3 separate regions of the Homo sapiens genome follow, and regions 1 and 2 are each linked to region 3. The links are chromatin contacts, found by Hi-C or POLR2A ChIA-PET in ENCODE. All regions are on one chromosome and are shown on one strand. The core of a region is the stretch at or near the end of the contact, and the rest is flanking DNA. Distances in the headings are between cores, read along the strand shown.

The links. A loop is a pair of places that touch in the nucleus more often than their neighbours do. ChIA-PET counts read pairs that join two places held with the same protein, here RNA polymerase II (POLR2A). Pooled maps may share reads with other maps.
Region 1: a loop to region 3 is called in a map of K562, with 4 times the contacts of the local background. The contact joins two enhancer-like sites. A Hi-C loop is called at or near these places in 5 of 168 maps with a recorded cell type or tissue (GM18951, K562, MCF 10A and 2 more), 3 of 37 single-sample maps with no recorded cell type and 12 of 50 pooled maps. POLR2A ChIA-PET finds 5 or more read pairs at or near these places in 5 of 52 experiments (H1, HEK293, PC-9 and 2 more).
Region 2: a pooled map shows a loop between it and region 3 (2.4-fold over the local background). The contact joins two enhancer-like sites. A Hi-C loop is called at or near these places in 2 of 168 maps with a recorded cell type or tissue (CD4-positive, alpha-beta T cell and HepG2) and 2 of 50 pooled maps. POLR2A ChIA-PET finds 5 or more read pairs at or near these places in 2 of 52 experiments (BJ and activated CD4-positive, alpha-beta T cell).

Annotation. Positions count from the first base shown.
Region 1 is chr1:31,179,947-31,183,188 of GRCh38, forward strand. NKAIN1 (sodium/potassium transporting ATPase interacting 1) reads right to left here. Exons shown (of 7, transcript NM_024522.3): 5 at 2,584-2,644; 6 at 1,914-1,995; 7 at 1-1,766. The coding sequence ends at 1,757. Among named protein-coding and RNA genes, the nearest start is that of NKAIN1, 58 kb to the right of the region's middle. RefSeq lists a silencer at 1,668-1,917. Within about 2 kb of position 1,830, at least 2 of the 41 ENCODE cell types and tissues checked have a DNase peak (open chromatin) inside an H3K27ac peak, as active enhancers do.
Region 2 is chr1:31,561,697-31,564,918 of GRCh38, forward strand. It overlaps LOC124903917 (a long non-coding RNA gene), which reads left to right. Exons shown (of 3, transcript XR_007065609.1): 3 at 3,028-3,222. Among named protein-coding and RNA genes, the nearest start is that of TINAGL1, 13 kb to the right of the region's middle. RefSeq lists a silencer at 1,312-1,606. Within about 2 kb of position 1,420, at least 5 of the 41 ENCODE cell types and tissues checked have a DNase peak (open chromatin) inside an H3K27ac peak, as active enhancers do.
Region 3 is chr1:31,393,524-31,396,602 of GRCh38, forward strand. No RefSeq gene overlaps it. Among named protein-coding and RNA genes, the nearest start is that of SERINC2, 18 kb to the right of the region's middle. RefSeq lists a silencer at 1,179-1,473. Within about 2 kb of position 1,333, at least 6 of the 41 ENCODE cell types and tissues checked have a DNase peak (open chromatin) inside an H3K27ac peak, as active enhancers do.

The DNA of each region.
Region 1 (3,242 bases), core at 580-3,079, 210 kb before region 3:
GCTGGAGGCAGGGCTGGCCCAGTGAAGGGCAGTAGCTTAGCCTGAGGGAGCTGCCCCCCTCTCAAGCTGTACCCACCAGCTGGGAGCTCCATGCCTGTGGGGGCCAGAGGAACTCCTGGGCCTGGCTGCTTGCATTTGGGATGGTGGGGTGGGGTTGCCAGCCTTGCTCAGGATATTTTGGCCTTAGAGAGTAGGGAATGATAGATTGGAGGGTAGTGGGAGAGGAGCGGAATGGTCACCACAGACAGGCTCAGGTGTGCAAACCATCTGCACCATCTGGGTGCCCCCCAGTTCCTCCATGTCTCCTGCCCTCCTTTCTAACCCAGGGCCATGCCTCTTTCACAGATGAAATGCTGAGACCTGATCCTCTCTCTATGGACGCACCAGGCAGTGCGTGGGATGCAGCGTCCTCAGGAGTGTCTGTGGAGGGAGGTGGGGAAAGTGTTCTCACCTCTACTTGCCCCCAAGGAAGGGTGAGGGTGCTGGCAATCCCGACTCCCCGACTACTCACACCCCCATCTGCCCCTTCAGAACTCCTTCTGGGCTTGTTAGAGGAGGCTTCTGGCCATTGGATTGGTTGTAAATGCTGGTGATCTGTAAACACTGGAGTCTGGGCAGCGCTGACCAGCATTGCTCCTCTCTGAAACCACAAGCCTTCCAACTGGTGAGGTGGATGGAGCCGTCAGGGGTGAGTGGAGTTGTGGAGGTGATGGGGATACAGTAGAACCAGCCTCAGGGACCTGGAAGGGGGTGGAGTGACTGAGTTGGGGCCCCACTTTCCTGGAGGAGAGAGCTTGAAAGATTTGCCAAGGGTGGACAGAGGCTGAGTGTAGGAAGGCTTCTCTGTGGGTGGGGCTGAATTTGGGGCTTCATCCATCCAGTTCCCAATAAGAGAACGAATGGGTATATTGCTTTAAGAGAGGCATTGGCAAGTGGTGGTGGTGGTGTGTGAATATGGTGGAGACCACATAGGTCCAAGATGGAGGGGGGCTTGGAAATGGAACTCAGAGAGCAGACACTGGGTTTTACAGTCAGAAACTGCAGAAAGTACACTGTGTTCAAGGCCCACTTCCACCAAAAATCTAGCTGTGTGGCCTCAAGCAAATCACATCTCTGGGCCTCAGTTTTAATGTACTGCAAAATGAGAATTTTAATCCCAGTCTAGCTCAGGGAATTGAGTTAAATGAGAAGTCTAAAAGAGTCCATTTGCTAAGGGATTAATTACTTGAGGTGCGGAAACCGAGGCTCAGAGAGGGCAAGGGCTTTGCTAGACGTCACAGTCAGTGATGGACCTGCGATTAGAACCCAGGAATCCTGCTCCTAGTTCACAGTAGCTTTCCCCAGAGCTGGTGAGTGAGTGTGGTGGGATGGGATGGGTCTGATGTCCTGCTGTTTTTGGACAGGGGGGCAGGATGCTGGGTGAAGAGTGAAAGGGAGAGGCTGGAGAAGAGAGGAAGGCCCCAGCTCACGCCAAGGCTGAGATTAAAAACAAACAAACAAAAAACAAAAAACCCGTGGTGCCCCTCCCCCGCCCCGCCCCACTCCTCCGAAGTCCGGGCTGCGAAGAGCCAAGCTCAAATCCAAGTCCAAGTCCAAGTCCACGTCCAAGTCCGCATCTCCAGATGCAGACGCGGGGTTGGGCACAGGCTGCAGTGAGCGCGCGGGCCACCAGGGGGACACGCCTGCGCCTTGGCCCGAGCTCGCGGCAGCTGCGGTCAGCCCAGGGCGAGGCGCCGGGGTGGGCGCGGGGCAGAGGCTACCCCGACCTGCGGGAAACAAAGGCAGGTTAGGGAGAGTGGATCCCAAAAGTATGGGGGCGGAGAGACCCGGTTGCCCTGCCCACTCCTCCATCCCCTCCTTTTCGCAACCCCGACGCCCAGGCCTCCCCAAGCCAGCAGGGGGCCGTGACCCACGTGTACAGAGGCTGCAGCTGTAAATGCGACGTCTTCTGGGGCGCCTGGTATCCGTAGGAGTCAAAGCCGCCGATGAAGTCAACTGCGGAAGAGGGGCGGCGCATGTTAGGGATCGGCGGCGGGGGCGAGGAGAGGGAGACTGGGTCCTGAAGGGGAAGAATCTGAGGGCAGGACTCCCACCCTAGGAAGCGGAGCCAGAGAAGCCATGAGGAGGGGAGGGGCGAGGGTCAGACCCCGTGCAGGGCCTGGGGCGGGGCTTCGGCTGGACCCTGAGGGATGGGCCTCTGGGGGTCTGGAGGCGGCGAGGCCGGGCCAGCTGAGGGTCAGGCCCCAGTCCTTAAGGCTTGGGCCTGGGAGGCCGGGCAGTCCTATGGGAGAGAAGGCTCTCAGGGGCGGGGCTAGAGCCTCTAAACGGGACAAGACCTCTGATGGGGTGGGGCGAGATTGGGGAAAGGGGGTGCTGGGGCCAGGGACTGGGCACCTGGACGTCTGGACCCCAGCCTGGAACGGGCTGGTATGCAGAGCCTTCCATACCAGCCGCCTCTTCCCCTCGAAAGGGGCCCGTGGCCGACCCTGGGCTCCCTCCCGCCGGGGCCAGTCACAGGCCTCTGTCCAGGGTGCTGAAGGCGCAGGGCCAGATTCCCCACTTCCCCAGGGGCGCCTTACTCACAGCTGTCCTCCTCCTCCAGGAACACTTTGCTCACGTAGCAGGCGAACACGAAGCCGAACAGCTGGGAGTGGAGATGACACGTCAGGGAGGAAGGAGGAGTGGGAACCTCTTCCTCCGCCCCCTGCCGGGCCCTGTACGCTCTGACTGGCAAGGGAGGAGGCATGCCAGGATGAAGGCAAACCGTAACAACTTCCAATTAAATGTTTTCACCTTAAAGTCAAACATACATGGTCTAACTCTTCTGAAAGTGTAACTTGAGACAAGTAATCATTTTACCTCTTTGAGCCTCAGTTTTCCCACTTGGACTTGGGCAATACCTTATGGCTTGTTAAGAAGAAAGAGGATTATGTGACTTTGTGGGTACAAAGTGCCTAGGACAGGGCTGGCCCTTCTAGAAACAGGAACTACTCCTATCTTGGAGTTTCTTTCTTTCTTTTTTTTTTCTTCCCTTCCCTTCCCTTCCTTTCCTTCTTTCTTTCAGACAGGGTCTCACTCTGTCACCCAGGCTGTAGTGCAGTGCTGCAATCATGGCTCACTTCAGCTTCAACCTCCTGGGCTCAAGTGATCCTCCTGCCTCAACCTCTCAAGTAGCTGGGTCCACAGGCATGAGGCATCACGCCCACTGGGGTCACTTTCTTATTCTCACAACTCTGAGGCTG
Region 2 (3,222 bases), core at 170-2,669, 170 kb after region 3:
TTAATCTTTATGTCTCTCCATGCTCATTTTGGATTATTTCTTCTGACCTTTCTTCCAATTCACCAATTATCTTTTTTGCTATGTCCAAAATGCTTTAAATTTGCTATTGATTTTTAAATTTTAGTTAATTGTATTATTCATTTCTAGAAGTTCAGTTTGTCCCTTCAAACCTACTGTCACTTTTCATCCTGTTCCAGGCAAATATTTTCAAGCTACTCTATTGTTTATTTAAATATGGTTGTTCTATATTCTATGTAAAATAATTCCAGTGTTTAAATTCTTTATAGATATGTTTCTATTGTCTCTCATTTCTTCTGGTTCTTGCTGTGTGGTCTCATTTCCTTATGTGCCTGATTATCTTTTTTTTTTTTTTTTTTTTTTTGAGATGGAGTCTCACTCTGTCACCAAGCTGTAGTGCAGTGGCGCGATCTCAGCTCACTGCAACCTCCGCCTCCTGGGTTCAAGCAATTCTTCTGCCTCAGCCTCCTGAGTAGCTGGAACTACAGGTGCCCGCCACCATGCCCGCCTAATTTTTAGTAGAGACAGAGTTTCATCATATTGGCCAGGCTGGTCTCAAACTCCTGACCTCAGGTGATCCACCCACCTCGGCCTCCCAAAGTGCTGGGATTACAGGTGTGAGCCACCGCGCCCGGCCCTGATTATCTTTTACTGTGTGCTGGCCGTCGTACTTAAATATTTCTTTGTGTGACTCATTTGGAGCCTTGACTGAAGGACCTCCCTCCAGAGAAGGTTTTCATTTGCTTCTTCCAGAAACCTTTGGAAGAAACAAATAGTCTAGGGTCACCTCAATCTAAGTTCAAGGCTTGAGGTTACCGACCACCCAGGAGATACAAATTAGAGCTGCAAGTCTGTTACTGGAAAGGAGTCCCAATCCAGACCCCAAGAGAGGGTTTTTAGATCTTGTGCAAGAAAGAATTTGGGGCGAGTCCATAGAGTAAAGTGAAAGCAAGTTTATCAGGAAAGTAAAGGAATGAAAGAATGGCTACTCCACAGGTAGACCAGCAGCACCATGGGCCTCTGGTTGTCCATTTTTATGGTTATTTCTTGATTATACACTAAACAAGGGGTAGATTATTTATGAATTTCCAGGGAAAGGTGTGAGCAATCCCCGGAGCTGAGGGTTCCTCCCCTTTTCAGACCCTATAGGGTAACTTCCAGATGTTGCCATGGCATTTGTCAGCTGTCATGGTGCTGGTGGGAGTGTCTTCTAGCCTCCTCCTCACCTTACAGCCAGTAAGAAATAGAACCAGGCTAATGTATTATAATTATCATATAGTGAGCAGTGAGGATGACCAGAGGTCATTCTCATTGCCATGTTGGTTTTGGTGGGTTTTGGCCGGCTTTTTTACTGCAACCTGTTTTACCAGGAAGGGCTTTATGACCAGTGTGTTGTGCTGACCTCCTGTCTCATCCTGTGACCAAGAATGCCTAACCTCCTAGGAATGCAGCCCAGTAGGTCTCAGCCTTATCTTACCCAGCCCCTATTCAAGATGCAGCTGCTCTTCCTCTGATTCAAACGCCTCTGACAAGTCCATACTGGGGCTGGTTTACTTCTGAGAGTATGGCTCTTTGGGATCCCAACTAATTTGGGGGAAGGTCTTCTATTTGATCTTCCACCATGTGCTCTGGACTTTTATTTGTGTACATTGCCTAGAGGAGTTATCAAAACAACAGTTCAAACTAGCCCAAATCAGGAAGTGCCCTCAGAGTAAATGTGAGTTTCCCGTATGGTTTATCTGTCTACGTTTCTGTTTTCCCTTTAGCTTTGTTCTAGTGATGCCTTACCCTATGGCTGCACCAATATGTCAGTGTTTTTAGTTGTTTTCTTTTTTTCTTTTTTTTGAGACAAGTCTTGCTCTGGTGCCCAGGCTGGAGTGCAGTGGCCTGATCTCTGCTCACTGCAACCTCCGCCTCCCAGATTCAAGCGATTCTTGTGCCTTGGCCTCCCGAGTAGCTGGGATTACAGGCATGCACCACCATGCCCAGCTAATTTTTGTATTTTTAGTAGAGACGGGGTTTCCTCATGTTGGACGGGCTGGTCTTGAACTCCTGACCTCAGGTGATCTGCCCACCTTGGTCTCCCAAAGTGCTGGGATTACAGGCGTGAGCCACCGTGCCCGGCCTTTAGCTGTTTTCAATAGGAGAATTGATCTGAGGAACTTGGCGTGGCATTCCCAGAAAAGAGAAGCCGGCCAGATGGCAGACTCCATTTGAAAGAGATGGAAACTGTGGCTTAGAGAGGTGAGGCCACTTGCCTAGGGCCTTACAGCCAGTAAGAAATAGAGCCAGGCTGCAAGCTGAGGGCCGTTTTACACCAAATTCAGTGTTCTTGTCCCCACTCCCTGGCAGCACCCTCTTGATTTCTTTATATGTAATGAGGAAGTCAGAGAGTCTCTGAGGGCCCTTTGGACTCAGATGTTCTCCAACCAGGATTTCACGGCTTTTCAAATCTCTAAGACTCACTGAGCCTCCTCCTCACCTTCAGTCTGGGATTTAGAGAGAATTCCTAGATCAGCCATGAGGGGGCAGTGGTGTGCAGAGAGTGCCCAGATTCTAAAATGATGACACAGCCAAGGGCTTCTTTCTTTGTGGAGGTCTTTGCTTCTCACTGTCAGAGTAAAAAGAAAATGATGCAGCCTAGTATTCTAAGTCCCCTGTCCCTTCTGCTTCATTTGTCCAAGTCTGGTCGATGCCGCCTCTGGCACAGAGGATGGGACACAGAGATAAGTCATGTTGTGTCTCTACCATCAAGGACCCATGGTCCACTAAACCCTCTCCAGGCTAGGTTTCTGGCTGATTTTCCACCTCCTTGTCTTTGCTCTTGCTGTTCTCTGCACTGAAGTGCCTCCCCTTTCTCATCGCTGCCATTACATTTCCCCTCATTCTTAAGGTTCAGTTCAGACGCCACCTCCTCTCTGGAGCCTCCCATCCACCCCCATCAGCACCCCGCTCCCTCCCCTGCGCTCCCAGCCCAGGTTCTGAATCTCTCTCATGGCTTGAATTCAGGTCTGGCCATGTGCTTGTATCACCCTCCAGACTGGAAGCTCCTCAGGCAGCTAGGATCCCCATCAACCCTGGACCCTGTGCCAGCCCAGAAGATCAAGAGTGCTGGAGAAAGGGAAGCTGGAAGAAGATCTGCTGGCTGGGATTCCTGGCAGGGCTGAAGGAGATCAGAGCCTGCACTGAACAGACTCCACCGCG
Region 3 (3,079 bases), core at 83-2,582:
AGATGGTGCCACTCAGGCAATAGCAAGACTCTGTCTCAAAAATAAATAAATAAATAAAAATGAAAAAAAAATAAATGTAGGTAAACTCAAGAGAATAGATAATAGTGAAATATAGTAAAATAATTAGGAAGTGATGATTTTTAATATCTTTGTTTTAATATAATTTATTTAATTGTAAATGTATACAATTTAATTTTAAAATTTTTATTATGATGATATATATTTTTTGGGGACAGGGTCTCACTCTGTCATCCAGGCTGGAGTGCAGTGGCATGATCACAGCTCACTGCAGCCTTGACCTCCTGGGCTCAAGCAATCCTCCCACCTCAGCCTCCTGAGTAGCTGAGAATATAGGCATGCGCCACCGCACCCCGTTAATGTTTAAAATTTTTTGTAGAGACAGGGTCTCACTATGTTGCCCAGCCTGATATTATGATTTTTTAAGAGATGGAAGTCTCACTATTTTGCCCAGGCTGATCTGGAACTCCTGGCCTCAAGTGATCCTCCTCTCACCTCAGCCTCCCAAAGTGCTGGGATTACTGGTGTGAGCTGCTGTGCCCAGTATACAATTTAATTTTTAGCAATGACTGTTAAACAGCCCTCTTGCAAAATGCCTGAAACTTTAGCAATTTGCTCTTGCTAGCTGGTGTGAGCGGCTCTTATACACTGATGGACTTGTCCCCAGCCAAAGGCATCCCACAGGGCATTGTCAACAAAAGAGGCCCCATGATATAATATTTATAATTATAAATATTAATACTTTTTGACCCAGTCAAAATCATCTCCCAGACCTCAAGAAACTCTTCTTGGGGTCACTTGCACCTCCTCTTAATTCTCCTAAACACATTGTTGCCATTTAGACTACTGAATGTCAGAGCCAGAAGGGTCCTGAGGCCATTTGGTGCCTTCAACTTGTGAAGATGGGGAAACTGAGGCCCAGGGTAGGGCAGGGACTTGCTTAAGCTCATTAACATTGAAAACCAAGTCTTATGGCTCCCAGGTCAGGACTCATCCTATTAACTCCTTTCTTAGGGATAGGGAAGCTGGCCCAGAGAGAGGAAGGTGAGTGCAAATTCACACAGCAAACAAGCGTCAGAGCCAGAGCCTGGGGATTCTCCTCGCCCGCCCAGATCTCCTCGGAACCTTCACCTTCCTCTTGGGCCCTGGAAATGAGGCATGTGCGCGCCTCCTCCGTGCACCCAGGGCCAGGCGTTGAAGACGGAAGGGGCGATTCCTGCGGGTGTTCTTCTCGGAGCTGAGGTTGGCACGCACCAGTTTGTCCACCGGGGGGCACTACGGAGCCGAGCTAGGAGAGCGCGCGGGCTCCCGGAGCCTCCCAGCCCTGATTGATCCGCACTTGAGCCCGGCGGGAAAACAGGTGTCCCGAGAGGAGAGGAACTAGCCAGACGTCACCCTGAGAACTAGAGACAGAGCTGGCACTTGACGCGGACCTCCTGACACCAGTCAGGTGCACTCTCCCGGCGTCTAAGCGCGTCCCTCCCCCTCTTCCGGGGGCCGGGCTGCTACTTCTTTTCCTGTCAACTGGGGTCAGCGAAGGCCCTCCTGGGCCAGGCTGTGCAGAACCACAGCTCTGTCTGGCATGGCATTGCACCTCCACTGGACAGTGGCCGGTGCTGAGCGACACATGCCTCATTCCCTCTCTGTCCAGGGCCGCTCCCCACCCCGCCTTCTTCTTCTTCTTCTTCTTTTTTTTTTTGGAAACGGAGTCTTGCTCTGTCACCCAGGCTGGAGTGCAGTGGCGCGACCTCGGCTCACTGCAATCTCTGCCTCCTGGGTCCAAGCCATTCTCCTGCCTCAGCCTCCCAAGAGTACCTGGGATTACAGGCGCCCGCCACCACACCCAGCTAATTTTTGTATTTTTAGTAGAGACGGGGTTTCACCATGTTGGCCAGGCTGGTCTTGAACTCCTGACCTTGGGTGATCCGCCCATCTCGGCCTCCCAAAGTGCTGGGATTACAGGCGTGAGCCACCGCGCCCGCCCCGCCTTCTGTCATCCCGTATCAGCGCAAGTCTTTGCCGTTTACCAAACATTGTCACACCCTCTGATTACCTTCTTTTTCTGAGTAGAGAGGAAGGGTGGCGGGGGCTGGGGTTAGACCTGAGCTTCAGTCTTGGACCAGCTACTCAAACTCACCTCGTTACACAATCACTTTGTGCCTTGGTTTCCTTATTTTAAAGCAGAGATCATAGTTCTTATCTCACAGGGTTGTTGAGAGGATTAAAAGAGGTAACACAGCAAGTCCTTGGGAACTTTTCTTTTTGAGACAGGGTCTTGCTTTGTATCCCAGGCTGAAGTGCAATACCGCGATCGTGGCTCACTGCAGCCTCCACTTCCTGGCCTCAAGCAATCCTCCTGCCTCAGCCTCCATGTAGCTGGGACCACATGCGGCTCCACCATGGCTAATTTTTTATTGTTTTGTAGAGGCAGGGTTTTACTTTGTTGCCCAGGCTGGTCTCCAACTCCTGGGCTCAAGCGATCCTCCCATCTCTTCCTCCCGAAGTGCTGGGATTACAGGTGTAAGCCACCTCACCTGGCCCTTGGGAACTTTTTATCATGATTGAAACCTGCACAAGCATCGTAGGAGAGATGGAACTGCCTTCACCTTACACTGGCAGAACTGAGGCTCTGAGAGGCTCTCAGTGAGGAGTCATAAGGGAACTTTTTATTTGAGCGCCAGGTGTGATTGACTTAGGGGTATAAGAAGTAGAACTTTCTTTCTCTTCAATCCGGAGCTGTGTCTAAGCTGGGATGGGAGATAAATGTACGTGCAGCTAAGGCTTGGTAGGTCCATGTGTGTGTGTTCCCAGGCATGTTTTCTACATGGATCACCTTGCAACACCCATTGTCCTTTTTGCTCTGAGTGGCCCTTCTGGGGCTGACATCTCTCTCTCTCTGCTTCTTCTGGGCATTACTAGAAAGGCAAGAATTGTTCTGCGGAGTTGGGTTCACAGTGCGGCTCGGGGTCATTTGGTCACTGGGCTCTGGCCACCATCTGCAGAGCCAGAGGTGTCTCTGCAGTTACCATTCACTCCATCTTTCCTCCCCTGCCAGCCTCGG